3 separate regions of the Homo sapiens genome follow, and all the other regions are linked to region 2. Evidence: chromatin contacts called from ENCODE Hi-C or POLR2A ChIA-PET data. All regions are on one chromosome and are shown on one strand. Each heading gives the region's core, a stretch centred on a gene start or an enhancer-like site at or near the end of the contact. The rest is flanking DNA. Distances are from core to core; before and after follow the strand shown.

Region 1 (4,386 bases), core at 839-3,338, 34 kb after region 2:
TGCTATGTCCTATTGACATATATGAGGAGTTAGAAATGAGGGACCTACTGACTGGTATTTGTCTGGAAAAGGGAGGATTAAGAAGTGCAGTTGTCTCATTTACTAGAAGGGTCAATGTAATGTTTTGTCCTTGGCAAAAATCTCAAGATTTTAGTTAATTCTCATATTACTTTGAGAAATAGAATAGAATCTAAGAAGGTTCTATTTGGTTCTGGTCATTCAGAGCCTCATTTTCTTATTTATTGCCTCTCCAAAAGGCAAGCACTCCAGGAAGTTATCTAAACTATTATAGTCACTAGTTTATTCCTTTTCAATTGGTTTTGTCACATTCCCTTGCTAGATAGCAATATTTTTTGGGTATTTGTTTTGTTTTTTGAGATGGAGTCTCACTCGCTTACAGCTGGGATAATAATGTTTACTGCACTGCACTCCAGGCTGGAGTGCAGTGGCGTGATCTCAGCTCACTGCAACCTCCGCCTCCTGAGTTCAAGTGGTTCTCCTGCCTCAGCCTCCTGAGTAGCTGGGACTACAGGCACACGCCACGACACCCAGCTAATTTTTGTGTTTTTTAGTAGAGACACAGTTTCACCATAATGGCTAGGCTGGTTTCGAACTCCCGACCTCGTGATCCGCCTGCCTTAGCCTCCCAAAGTGCTGGGAAGACTGAGGAATAATTTCAGACTCTAAAATGTGGAATGGGTCAGTGTCACCTAGCAAGGTCCTTGGGTGGGTTGTGATAGGGGAGGGCAGGGCAGGGGGACTTTGTGGCCACTCATGGGGCAGAACCAAATAATGGTCAGAGGGAAAAGAGCTGAAAATGAAAATTGGAGAATGTTGAGGATCAGTATGGCTCACTTCCCAGTTTTGCCAGGCCAGCTCTGCCTGACGAGATCTGCCAGGTCTATCTATGATTTTCCTCTAGAATGTTGGGTGTCATCCAAGGTGTCCTGAGTTCTAGCATCTGGTCATTTTTTACAAGAAGAAAGAACAAGCTCTTGCTGTGGGCATTTAGTTAATGCCAGGGCCGACTTTTTACCCCTCTATGCCTGGTCACAGTTGCACTAGGGAGCTACCCTCTTTAGTAAAGGATGAGCTCTTTTAGTCAATTTAATACCCTGGAGACAGGAGGTGACACAGCCTGTGTCAAACAGGCCCCCAGTAAATTTTCATTGAATTAGAAAATGACAGCTCTGTAATTTGGTGACTAGGGACATGCTGGAGGCCCACCTGGAATGAAAGGGGAAAGGGAGAAGAGAAAAGGGCATTGCAAACCATGCTCCCCTCAAGATACTTCTTTCTCCATTTTCTATTGTGTGTGTTTTAGCCATGTTAATACTACACCTCTGTAACCTGCCCTAGACTTTTCCAGCTAGCAATTGCATATTAAGATGGTATTAGGCTGGTGCAAAAGTAATTGAGGTTTTTGTCATTGAAAGTAATAGCAAAAACCGCAATTACTTTTGCACCAACATAATAATATCTTTAATCAGTAATTCCAGACCCTAATAGTGCAGAAATAAGGTGGGTCAAAAATTTACACAAGGCTGTTGAGTAAACATTATTATCCCAGCTGTAATGATTTTTTTTTTTCTCCTGGGACTTTCCAGGGGAAATGATTTTCAGCAGCAAATCTGCTTCTCTGCTCCACCTTCCTGTTGGCGTCAATGGAGACTGACGCCAACAAGCTTCCTGCGCTTTAATTCATCTCTGCTGAGCTACTGCATTGGGGTCATAGAGAGGTTACAGCAGATGTTCTTCTCACTGCTCCTGCTTAACATTCACTTTGGTTTTCTCTTGGGGGTTACCAAAGTAGGAAATAACCTGGGGGGAGATGATAGGATATAAGGGCTTGTGGCCCTTGCGGTGATTCTGGGCAGTCAGGCCCAATTCTTTTTCATTTTATCAATCAGGCAAGAACCTCAAGCTCATTGCCTGGTCCTCCTAGGTAGCATTATCTTGTTTATCCTTGTATTCTTGGAGGTCAGCACAGGAACTGGCACATAGAAAATACACACTTTTTTGTTGTTAAATAGAGGGCAATACTGAGGGTGTGGGGAATGTGGCAATTGCCTGGGCAGAGAGCTGTGGACAGTTCTGTGCCTTGAACCAGACTGTCCCACAACAAAAGGACCACTCCAGCTGAGGTGTGAGCACATTCTCCACCTCTGCCCGTAATCTCCTCTCCAGGCTGTGCACTCTCAGTTTGTTCAGATATTTATCGTAAGTTGAAACAGAGGGAATATATAATGCAATGGAAAGGAGCAAAAGCCTTTGAAATCATTCATTCACAATAAACAAACAATTATTGTGTACAGAGGTGCTATTGTTCTAGCCTCTTGGGATATGATAATGCACGAAATGGACAAAAATACCTGCCCGGTGGAGTTTAGATTCTGGTTGGTGGAGACCTACAGTTCACAATAAAAAGAATGAGTCATGTTAGAAGTCAGGTGCTATGGAAAAAAGTGGAGCAGGATTAGGGGCATTGGGAGCACAGCGTTGAGAAGTCATTTTAGAAATTACCTCTTTGAGAAGACGCAGATGCTGGAGGAAGAACAGCCAAGGCAAGAGCCCAAAGTGAGGAGCTATGCACTGGAAGAAAGTGAGGAGGCCAGTGTGGGGGAGTGCAGTGAATAAGGGGGAGATCATGGGAGATGAGGTCAAGGAGGTAACGGGGGGCATATGTAGAGCTGGTGGATATGCCTGGCAGATTTAGCAGATAAAAATTTGCAATCTCAGCTAAATTTGAATTTCAGATAATAATTTTAAAAATACAGATATGCCTCAAATATTGCATGAAACCATACTTAAACTAGAAAGTTATTAGCTGTTTACCTGAAATCCGTATTTAACTGGGCATCCTGCATTGTCTTTGGCAACACCGCTGTGGACCATTGTAAGGACTCTGAGTAAGACTGGGAGCCCTCAGGGGGCCTTGGGCAGAGGAGGGATGCCAGCTGCCTTGGAGCTTGAAAGGGCCCCTCTGGCTGCTTTGTGGAGAGCAGAGTGAGAGAGCACTGTGGACAGCAGGGAAGCCAGACAAGGCTGCGAAGTGGTCCAGGCTCAGTACAGTAACTCTGACCTGGTGGTGGAGGTAGGGTTGGTGAGAAGCCGGCAGATTCCAGACACATTTTGGAAGCATAGCCAACAGGATTTCCTATAGATGTAGATGGTAGTTAAAGCCAGGAGACTGGGGGAATTCCCAAGAGAATGAGGCCTGGTGCCCTGCAGCATTAAGAGGCCAGGAAAAAGAGGAGGAGGCACAAAAGATGCTAAGGCTTTGACCAATGAGTACGAGGAAACCCTAGAGAATGAGATGTGCTGGGAGGACAGAAAGTGTCAGGGAGGAGGATTGTCAAGTGTATCAAATGCTACTGATAAGTCAGATGGGATGACTGAGGGCTGACTAGTGGATTCAGCATGGAGTTGCTGGAGACCTTGACAGGAGCAGTTTTGGTGGAGTGGTGTAGGTGGAACTGGAATTGGTTTAATAGGTAATCGGAGAAGTATAAGAAGATAATATGGGCAACTCTTTGGCGAAATCTGACTTATTTAAGGTCCTACCACTTACTAGCGTGATTCTTGGTAAATAATTTTCTGATCCTCAAGTTTTTCCTCTTGTAAAAAAAAGAATAGTAACAAGGATGCTGTAAATATTAAATATGTAAAAGTTTTGGCATATAATGAGCATTTAGTAATTGGATATTAAGATTATTGTAATACAATATTAATTTCTGACATGATGTTGGCAAAATGCATTTCTGTGCCTTGATTTCCTTATCTGTAAAATGGGAGTAATAACACCACCTACCCCATGGTGCTGTTGCAAGGATTACATGATGTAATCTATATAAAAGCACACAGAATAAACAGCTTGTGGCACATATGAACTCCATAAAACTCTTATTATCCGATCAGTTCTCTTGTGAATGCTGGTCTATCTTCTTTGTAAACGTTTTGCTTCCTAGAAGCCAACAGAGGTGTAGAACTTATCAAACTACTCCCTTGTCTTATATACTATCCTTGTGTTAATGTGATTTAAACTTTAGTTGGCAGCAGCCTCTGCTGTTTTGCAATTTGTAAAGTCCTCTGTAAGTGATGGTTATTAGAGCTGACTCCTGATGTGAGTTAAAACCAGGCTCTGACCACAGAATTTGCTTGTCTTCATTTGAGAGTGAAGTCACAAGGGTTAATCAGTTTTCCATCTCACCGAGAATCTGGTGAGCAAATAGTCATATTACAGGATGCAGAATTCCTACAGGCATTCTTGTTTTTGTTTTTTGAGATGGAGTTTCACTCTTGTTGCCCATGCTGGAGTGCAATGGCGCGATCTCGGCTCACCACAACCTCTGCCTCCCAGGTTGAAGTGGTTCTCCTGCCTCAGCC
Region 2 (4,244 bases), core at 206-2,705:
GGCGCCCTGGGGGAGGGCCCAGGTGGGCGAAATGACAGGAGAAAGTGCCTGCGGGCCTCCGCCTGCAGGTTGGATGACTGCGTCCCCGTCACGTCAAACTTGCCAGGACTAGCAAACTTCCAGGGCCCCACAGTTCCACTCAGAGGAAAGGAACCCCCAGTGTGACAGGAAAACACGGCTGGTGTGTGTCGGCCAAAGGGCGCTGACCGAGGGAACAGATCTGCACCCCTGACTTCCCTCGCGGCCTTCGGAGCCGCAGAGAACCAGGATGCCACCCACCCAGGGCCCCGGCGCGCGGCTCTCGGCCTCTACCCGCCCCACCCAGGCCAGGCCGGGTGGCGGGGTCCCAGCAGCCCAATGCGGGCCTCGTCCCCACACTGCCTTCTGCTTGCCCGCTCTGCTCTCTGCTTGGCCAGGCCCCCCTCTGGGCCGCGGGGCGGAGGCTTCCGTGTGGCCGGCGCCTTGAGCGCGCAGGGCCCTCTGGAATCGGAGTGCGGTCGCCCGCTCTGGGGCCTCGGGAGCAAGGACACCGCGGCCCCACGGGCACGTCCGGCTTCTCCGTCCTACCCCCGCTGTCCTGGCCCCAGACTCGCTGGCCGAGACGCCGGCTCCCACAGGCCCTGCCGCCTGCATGCCCACGCCGCGCCGCGAAGGCACTTCGCCCTCTTTATTTTGTAAAACTTCGGAAAAATCACCAGCAAACCGAGCCCCGGTCTCAAGGCTGCCCACAGTTGCCGGCACGAATCCGGACTCACTGACCGACGGCGGCGCATTGGCCCAGCAGACCCCGCCGGTCGGCCCCCACCCTACCCGGGTCCCCTGCCCCGGCCTCATGCTCCCCGGGTGGCGGCGGGCGCGAGGCGCAGCAGCAGCAGCGGCGTCCGCGTGAGGTCCGGCCCGGCTGAAAGCGCAGAGAAGCGGGTCGCTGCAGACACGCTGAGTAGAGCGCCTTCGGCACGGCCCGGGGGCAGGGACCCGGCAAGTCCGGCCCCGAGGCGCGAGCACCGCCACCCGCGGTCTGGCCACGAGGCCGGAGATGCCCCCGAGTCGCCGCGCCCCTCGGAGCGAGAGGCCCCTGGCGCGGAGAGGGAGAGCCAGGGCGCAGACCCAGACCCAGTGGGGAACTGCTACGCTGAAGGCGGCGCGGTGGGCAGAGGGAGGCAGCCGGGGCGCGCTTACCCGGGTGTTGAGGCGCCCTCGAAAGTACGCGGTGGCCAGACACATCCCCGCGCGGAGCCCGAGCCCGGCGGCTCCTCAGCCCGCCCGCGCCCCGCCCCGCCCCTCCGCTCGCTCCCCTGCACGATGAGGCCCCGACCCGTTACCGCGGCTGAGCAGCTCCGCTCGGGCAGCGACTCCCGCGTTCGGCTCCCACGGGGTCGCAGCGCGTCCTTCCGGGCGCCAGCGGCTGGGGCGGCACACGTGAGGCTCCGCGGCCTCCCCGGCGCTCCGAGGACTGCCCTGCTCCGGGCGTGGAGCCTCATCGCCCCTCCAGGTGGCCAGGGCTGGGGGCAGGTACCGCGCGACCTGATTGGCGCTGGCCGGAGTCCGGGGAGAATCCCCCGCCAGAGAGGCTGATGCACGCGGGCCAAGTGAAGCCACGCAGTCAAACAGCGCAACGGGCGCCTTCCAAACACCCCTGCTTAGCTCCGCTGCCTTTTTGCCTAAGAAATGTAAACGCGGGAGGCGGGCGCCCTGGGAACGCCTCAGTACAGGGGACTTTGCGCCCTACAGATCGGGTCCAGGACGGAAAATTCGGAGAGCATGAGAATCTTAGGGACCAGGGTGTGTCGCTATCCACTGGAAAGAGACTGCCTCGAGAGCCTCCCGAAGGGCTCCTCTGTGTTCCTATTTCCGGCCCGCACTGTGCCCTGGAAATCCAGGGACACCTGGATGTCCCCGCCGCTGAGGGGTACCCGGGCCTCGTGGCAGGGCGGGATCAGATCAGTCAGGGTGTGATTAGAGCTGTGACGGTGAAGTCTGGCAGGAAGAGGCAGGAAGGGAGAGAAGCAATGCCTCGACACGAGGAGAAACCTGAATGGTGCGCTAGATTTCTTGTCTGAAATCACCTTCTTTTAATGTCTTAAAACTCTAGGAGTTGCTTATGTGCTGTAGCCCAGCCAATAAGTTCTGACATCAGTAATTCAGAGGGTCTGCTGAGAGAACATGACGGCCTGAGAGGGGATAAGCTGTCACTTCTCCGCACTTCCGAAGCATCTCTATATGGAACGTTTACCTGTTCCGGTCTGATCATCTTTCTCTTGATCCTGCTTTCCGATCTTGATTGGACTGAAGACAGCGAGGACAGAGGGGTGGGGTCAACCCGGTTAATGCTCGAGGAGGGAGCGTTCCCACTACATCAACAGTTTTCCTCTCTTCTTAGGCAGGTTAGTTCTGGGGATTCAAGGCAAAGGTGATCAGGGAATCCATTTGAAAAACAAAAACAGAAAACTCCAAAACATTTAAAAACTGTGGACCCTCAGCCTAGGTCCAACTTCTAAAGAAGGGGAGTAAGAAATTTAGCACCTGGAGCAACCTTATTATTCCTAATACACTGTTAAAAAACAAAAATCCCAAGGCAAGCCACCACCTCATCATTCCAGCAAGTCTACTGTTGTTGCAGCACACTCCACTTTTTACTCTAACTCTACTCACAGGTTTTACATTTTGAGCTCAGATTTTCATGTGCCGTCTTTTCTCAGCACAGTTAAGGCTCGTGCCTACATTCTTCCTCATCTCAAAGGCAAAACAATGAAATATGAAGAGGACGTGTGATTTTGTTATAAACTGTAACACAGAAAAGTGAAAACAACGTACCTTCATAGCCTAATGAATCATAAACCAAACACCACCCAGGTCATTGCTACCACCCCAGAGGTTCCCCTGCTCCACCAATTCCCTTCCACAAGTCCTTCCCTTCCCCCTAAAGCAACTATCCTGACTTTATGGTAATTACTTCCTTACGTATCTTTATAGTTTCTACCAATTTGTAATGTATCCCTAACCACTACAGTTTAGTTTTGCTTGGTTTTGAACTTTCTATAAATTGAATAATATTGCATGCATATTTTTGTGTGTGCCTGGCCTCTTCTTCCATTTGGTTGTAAGAGTCATCTACTTTTGTGGCATGTAGTTGTAGTTCATTCATTTTCATTGCTACTTAATATTCCCTTGTATGGACATATCACAATTTCTTTGTCCATTCTGGCACTTTAGATATTTGGGTTTTTCCCATTGGGGCTATTACAAGTGCTATTGCTAATGACATTTTTGTGTATATCTCCTGGTATGCAAGTGCAATCTTTAGGATGTATACCTTGGGGTGAAATTACTGGACTATAGGGTATGCATATATTTAGTTTTATTAGATCATGCCAAATTGTTTTCCAAAGTGGCCACAAAATTTAGACTCCCATCAGAGATGTACGGTAATTGCCATTGCTCCGCATCCTTGCCAAAATATAATATTATTAGACTTCTTATGTTTTGCCAGTCTGGCGGAGATGTAATGGTGTCTCACTGTGATCTTCGTTTCATATCCCTAATTACCAATGAAATTGGGCACTTCTACATATGTTTATAGGCTACTTGAGTTTTCTGTTTTCTGAGTGCCTGTTCAAATGTTTGCCCATTTTTTTGAGCTGACTTTTTCTTATTGATTCATAAAAGCTGTTTATAAAGTCTAGCTGCTACCATGCCTTGGTCAGTTAGAGACTGCAAGTATCTTCTACTCATTTAATGGTATCTTTTGATCAAGAGTCGCTTTTTAAATTAGAACTTTCATTTTGAGATAATTGTAGATTTGTAGGCAATTGTAAGAAATAATACAGAGAGATTGCAAGTACCCTTCACCCAGTTTCCCTCATTGGTAATATCTTGCAAAAACTATAGTAAAATATCATAATTAGGATATTGACATTGACACAGTCAAGATACACAACATTTCCACCACCGCAAGATCCCTCATATTGCCCTTTCGTAGCCACACCTGTTTCCCCTGTGCATCCTTCCCCATCTCTAATCTCTTGAAACCACTTACCTGTTTCCCATTTCCAAAATGTAAAATGGTACATTTTGTGATTTCAAGAATGTTATTTAAATGAAATCATTTGTATCCTTTCGTATCAATATATGTAACCTTTTGAATTTTTTCCCACGCAGCAACCTGAGTTGCAGGTTGTTGTATCAGTATTTTGTTCCTTTTTCTTGTAGTATTTCATGGTATGCATGTACCACCAGCTTGTTTA
Region 3 (4,461 bases), core at 459-2,958, 39 kb before region 2:
TAATATATATATAATAAATTATATAATATATATATAATATTTGGGCTCAATTATATAAAATTTGGGAAGTATAAAAAAGTGCCAAGTGTGTGGCAGTCCTACATAGTGGCTGACGGTTAATACAAACAGGATCAGATTCTGGATTTGCTACTTAATATCTATGTAGCCATGGGTCAACTTTTAAACCTTTCCATACCTCACTTTTCTTATATACTAAGTAAGATTATCTTTTTCTATTCATTCTATTATTTCATCAGGATGTCATGGGGTAGGAAAAATAAAAAAAAGGTGTTGATCAGCTATTTTAAGTTAAAATACTTTTTAATGCACATTTAAAAAATAAACATTGTCAAACTATTTTCCCAAACGGTTTTACAAAATTTCACTGCCACCTAGCAACACAGGAGTTGTACCACAATGTTATCAACATAAGGTCATTGTTAGGATGGGTCATTAAACCCAATAAATGTTAGTTATTAACAGTAATCAACTCCCTTTCCAGAAGCAGCAACAGTTAAGTCTTTCCCCATGTTTCTACTCAGTCTTTTCCACATATTTTATTCTTCAGATAGTTGAGACTATGCTGTCTGTACAGTTTGGCATTCTGCATTTTGAATGAATGAATGAATGGCTTTTTCCTTTTTTTTTTTTTTTAAGACGGAGTTTCACTCTTGTCGCCCAGGTTGGAGTGCAATGGCACGATCTCGGCTCACTGCAACCTCTATCTCTGGGTTCAAGCAATTCTCATGCCTCAGCCTCCCAAGTAGCTGGGATTACAGGCATGCACCACCACACCGGGCTAATTTTGTACATGAATGAATGAATGGCTTTCAAACCATCCAAGTGGTTTGGGATACAAGTTGCTGGAAATGCACACAGGCTGAGGACAGAGGGGCCAACTGTGACCACGGTTTGAAGAAACGGCACCAGCCAGGGGTGGGAGGTCTGGATTGCAATGCTGACATTGCCTCTAAGAGTTGGATATTCTCAGACAAGTTTTCTCAGCTTCTCTAGGAAACAGTTGCCTCCTCTGTAACATGAAAGCGCGGACTCAGGACATTTAATGATTGCTCTGGCTCTAATGTTCTTTATTCTCAAACCAAGAAGGTGCCTGGCAGGGTGGCTTAGAACTTTGGGTTCTAGAAAGGGAAGGAGATGGCAGCAGCTTCAGGGTGCCTGGGAAGGATGATGGGCACAAGAAACTGTTCAGAACCCTGGCCAACGGCCTCTGAGAATCCAGATTCTGCGAGCAAAGCCCACCAGGCCAGCCTTACCAGTACCAGAGGAGTCTCCATCCCGTCCTGCTTGCACAAGCTTTCCCGCCCGCCAAATGAGAAGATGCTCCTGTGCTGCCCGGACCACATCACCAGGCCTCACTGTGTCCCTGCCGACCGGCCCTTCTGGTCCCCTTCTCCCCTTCCCCATCTCTGCCCCCACAGCCTTACATTAGTGTCCGTCTCATCCCCTCTACATTGGCTAATTCAATGAGTCCCAGGTCTGTTAAATTAAGCCCACTGCTGCCCCTGCCAGAATCCTCTAACAGCTCTAATTGGAAAAACAGCCTCAGCCTCTGCCTATCAAAGCTGATTATATCCATGCGCACAGAGGCCTGGTCCTTGTCCGGCATGCTCACTCCACCCGGCCCGTGAGATCATTTCGCCTGTTCCCCAGGGCTGTCTGCCAGCTGCAAAGGAGTCAGCCTGGTAGAGGCGCCTTCTCCACGTCAAGGAGCAGCAGCTGGCCTCCCAAGCCGGCCCTGATAGCATAAACAAGTTTGTGCTCATCACAGGGAACTGGAAAACAACTTGTGCTCGAAGCAAGACGTCTTTTTTTTTTTTTTTTTTTTTTTTGATACGGATTCTTGCTCTGTTGCCCAGGCTAGAGTGCAGCAGCACGATCTTGGCTCACTGTGACCTCCGCCTCCTGGGCTCAAGCGATTCTCCTGCCTCAGCCTCCCGAGTAGCTGGGATTACAGTCACCCGCCACCATGCCCAGCTAATTTTTGTATTTTTAGTAGAGACGGGGTTTCACCATGTTGGCCAGGCTGGTCTTGAACTCCTGAACTAGTGATCCTCCCGCCTGGGCCTCCCAAAGTGCTGGGATTACAGGCATGAGCCACCGCGCCTGGCCAAGACGTCATTTTTAACTAACCTGCATTTACCACCCTCATCCCTGCAATCCCAGCGGAGTCTCTCACACTGGAGGGAAGGATTTACTCCAAGTAAAGGTACACTTGCCCCAGGAAGCCATCCCAAGAGAGTATAGTCCAAGTATGTACTAATTCCCAGGTGCCTGCTCATTTGAGCCCCTTTCTCGGGGGTCAGAGCAGTCAACCAACCGAGAACTCTGTGAGGATCTAATACGTGCCCCATGCTATACTGCAGCTAGATGTGGGAGAAGGGGAGATCAGAGAGAAGTGGAATCATGCCTCCACATAAACCAGTGGGTTTTAAAAATATTTTTTGAGGTAAAATTCATATAAGATTCACACTGTCACCATCTGAAAGTGTACAATTCAGTAGTTCTTAGGATAATCACCATATTGTTGAACCATCACCACTATCAGATTCCAGAATATTTTCATCACCCTAAAAAGAAACTCTGTTCCTAGTAGGTAGTCAGGCCCCATGCTCCTCTCTCATCCAGGCCTGGGCAACCACGAATCTACTTTCACTCTCGGTTAAGCCCCTCATTTTAAAGCCATCGTGTATGCTTGCATTTCTCCCCTCGTCTCTACGGTTTTCATAACTGAGTACCACCAGACCTTTGCATGGAGCACATTAGATGCTTTTACTTCTGAGATCTCAAAACACTTAAACACTGCAGTTTCCTTGGTTCTTGCCACATATTATAATCAGCAAATGCCCTCTGTCCTGTCAACACCAAAATGATGAGAACACTCTGATTCTGTGATGAAAGTCTGGTAATACAGCTCTGGTCTAGCTGATGTAACTAGGTAGCATTAGAAGTTTAGCCAATGTCAAGAACCTTATTTTGTCAGGAAGAATGAGGCATTTTAGGCAAACATAAGAAAGCACAAAGACAGTTAATGCAAACTGTCTTGGGGCAGGTACCTGTGTAGGAATCACACAAACTTTAGCAAGTATCAAAATCACCTGGAGGACCTGTTAAAATGTGCATTGCCGGCCCCACCCAAGTTTCTGATTCAGCAGGTCTGGGGTGAGTCTTGAGAATGTGCATTTCTAACAAGTTCCCAGGTGATGCTGATGTTGCTCATCTGGGGACCACACTTCGAGAACCACTGGCATATTGACTAATGGTCACAGCAAGGAAGAACGATCACCGAGCTTATGCGTTTGGCTTTGTTTCAATTTCACTTCTTTAGGCTAACTGATAAGGTTAAAGTCTTGTCTTGATGATGGTCACTGGCAAATAACACTGTTGTATTTCTACAAGTATGTTTTATGTTCAAAATTTTCCATTTCACACTTGGGAGCCAAGATCAGTAATTCCTTAATGTGCTTGCAACAGGGCATAATCAAGTAATAAATAATTTCCTTTCTGAAGAGAAGTGTGATTGTGGATTATTTTATCCTGTCAGTTATGGTCAATCTTTGAGATCTTTACCCATAACATAAATATACATTTGCATAGTCCTGTGCCTTTTGGCCCATTATCTAGAGGGCTCTCTCCCTTGAATATGTGTCATAGTATTCACATGAACCTGCCTGGCCACAAGTGCCCATATCTTGTACTCCAGGGACAGAGCCAAGAGTCAGACTTTGGGTCACAGCCAGGGCATTCTTCAGAGCATGCAATCTTTGTGAAAACAACCATTTATAGTTTTATAGTGTTTTCATATTGTCTAACATAAAGCTCAAAACAACCTTCTCACATAAACTGGGCTGGTATTTCAAATCTATTTAGCACATACATAAACTGTGGCTTGGTTTACTGAGGTGATTTGCCCAAGATGTTCCAGTTAGTGGTGAAGCCAGGCCTCTAACCAACATATCCTCCACTTTATCATTCACGTGGATTCCCAGAGTTAAAGCTCCACTGATCTTTATGAATGCCCTGAGAGTGCCACTTGAAAACAACATAAATCTGTTTATCTACAGTAAGATAGTAAAAAGCCCATATGAGCCGATAAACAGGAAATAGGAATGCACATTACCATTTGGTTTTTAGTCTCAAATGTCTAGAAAGCCAAGATCATGCTCCCTGGAACAACTGTCTATTCATTCAATGGAAACAGCATCTTGTCACTGCCTGAGCTCTTTCTCTGAGACCCATAAATGGGGTCCCACTGGGACTTTTAAGGCTTTCAGGAGGGAGCAGGTCTCTATGCTGGCCAAGAGTCACCCACAGTCCCAAATCCCACCAGCTCTCATTAAAGTATCAGGGGCCAGGGAGGCTCTTCCAAGGCCTGCTTTAACCACAAACTGAAGGCATGATCCTGACTGCTGCAGCCTGCTTCATTCATATCCCCCTGAGCCC

Evidence for each region. A loop is a pair of places that touch in the nucleus more often than their neighbours do. ChIA-PET counts read pairs that join two places held with the same protein, here RNA polymerase II (POLR2A). Pooled maps may share reads with other maps.
Region 1: a loop to region 2 is called in a pooled map, with 3 times the contacts of the local background. The contact joins the enhancer-like site here to the promoter of FAM163A in region 2. A Hi-C loop is called at or near these places in 1 of 168 maps with a recorded cell type or tissue (GM12878) and 5 of 50 pooled maps. POLR2A ChIA-PET finds 5 or more read pairs at or near these places in 1 of 52 experiments (SK-N-SH).
Region 3: POLR2A ChIA-PET joins it to region 2 with 20 read pairs in SK-N-SH. The contact joins the enhancer-like site here to the promoter of FAM163A in region 2. A Hi-C loop is called at or near these places in 1 of 37 single-sample maps with no recorded cell type and 1 of 50 pooled maps. POLR2A ChIA-PET finds 5 or more read pairs at or near these places in 4 of 52 experiments (H1, HCT116, PC-9 and 1 more).

What each region holds. Positions count from the first base shown.
Region 1 is chr1:179,707,343-179,711,728 of GRCh38, reverse strand. All of the region lies in intron 2 of LOC105371635 (a long non-coding RNA gene), which reads left to right. Among named protein-coding and RNA genes, the nearest start is that of FAM163A, 34 kb to the left of the region's middle. RefSeq lists an enhancer at 1,888-1,957. Within about 2 kb of position 2,088, at least 3 of the 41 ENCODE cell types and tissues checked have a DNase peak (open chromatin) inside an H3K27ac peak, as active enhancers do.
Region 2 is chr1:179,740,502-179,744,745 of GRCh38, reverse strand. FAM163A (family with sequence similarity 163 member A) reads right to left here and starts at 1,455. Exons shown (of 5, transcript NM_173509.3): 1 at 1,323-1,455. It overlaps LOC128071543 (a long non-coding RNA gene), which reads right to left. Exons shown (of 2, transcript NR_138090.2): 2 at 2,049-2,391. RefSeq lists an enhancer at 1-158.
Region 3 is chr1:179,779,323-179,783,783 of GRCh38, reverse strand. All of the region lies in intron 1 of FAM163A (family with sequence similarity 163 member A), which reads right to left. Among named protein-coding and RNA genes, the nearest start is that of MIR12116, 22 kb to the left of the region's middle. Within about 2 kb of position 1,708, at least 2 of the 41 ENCODE cell types and tissues checked have a DNase peak (open chromatin) inside an H3K27ac peak, as active enhancers do.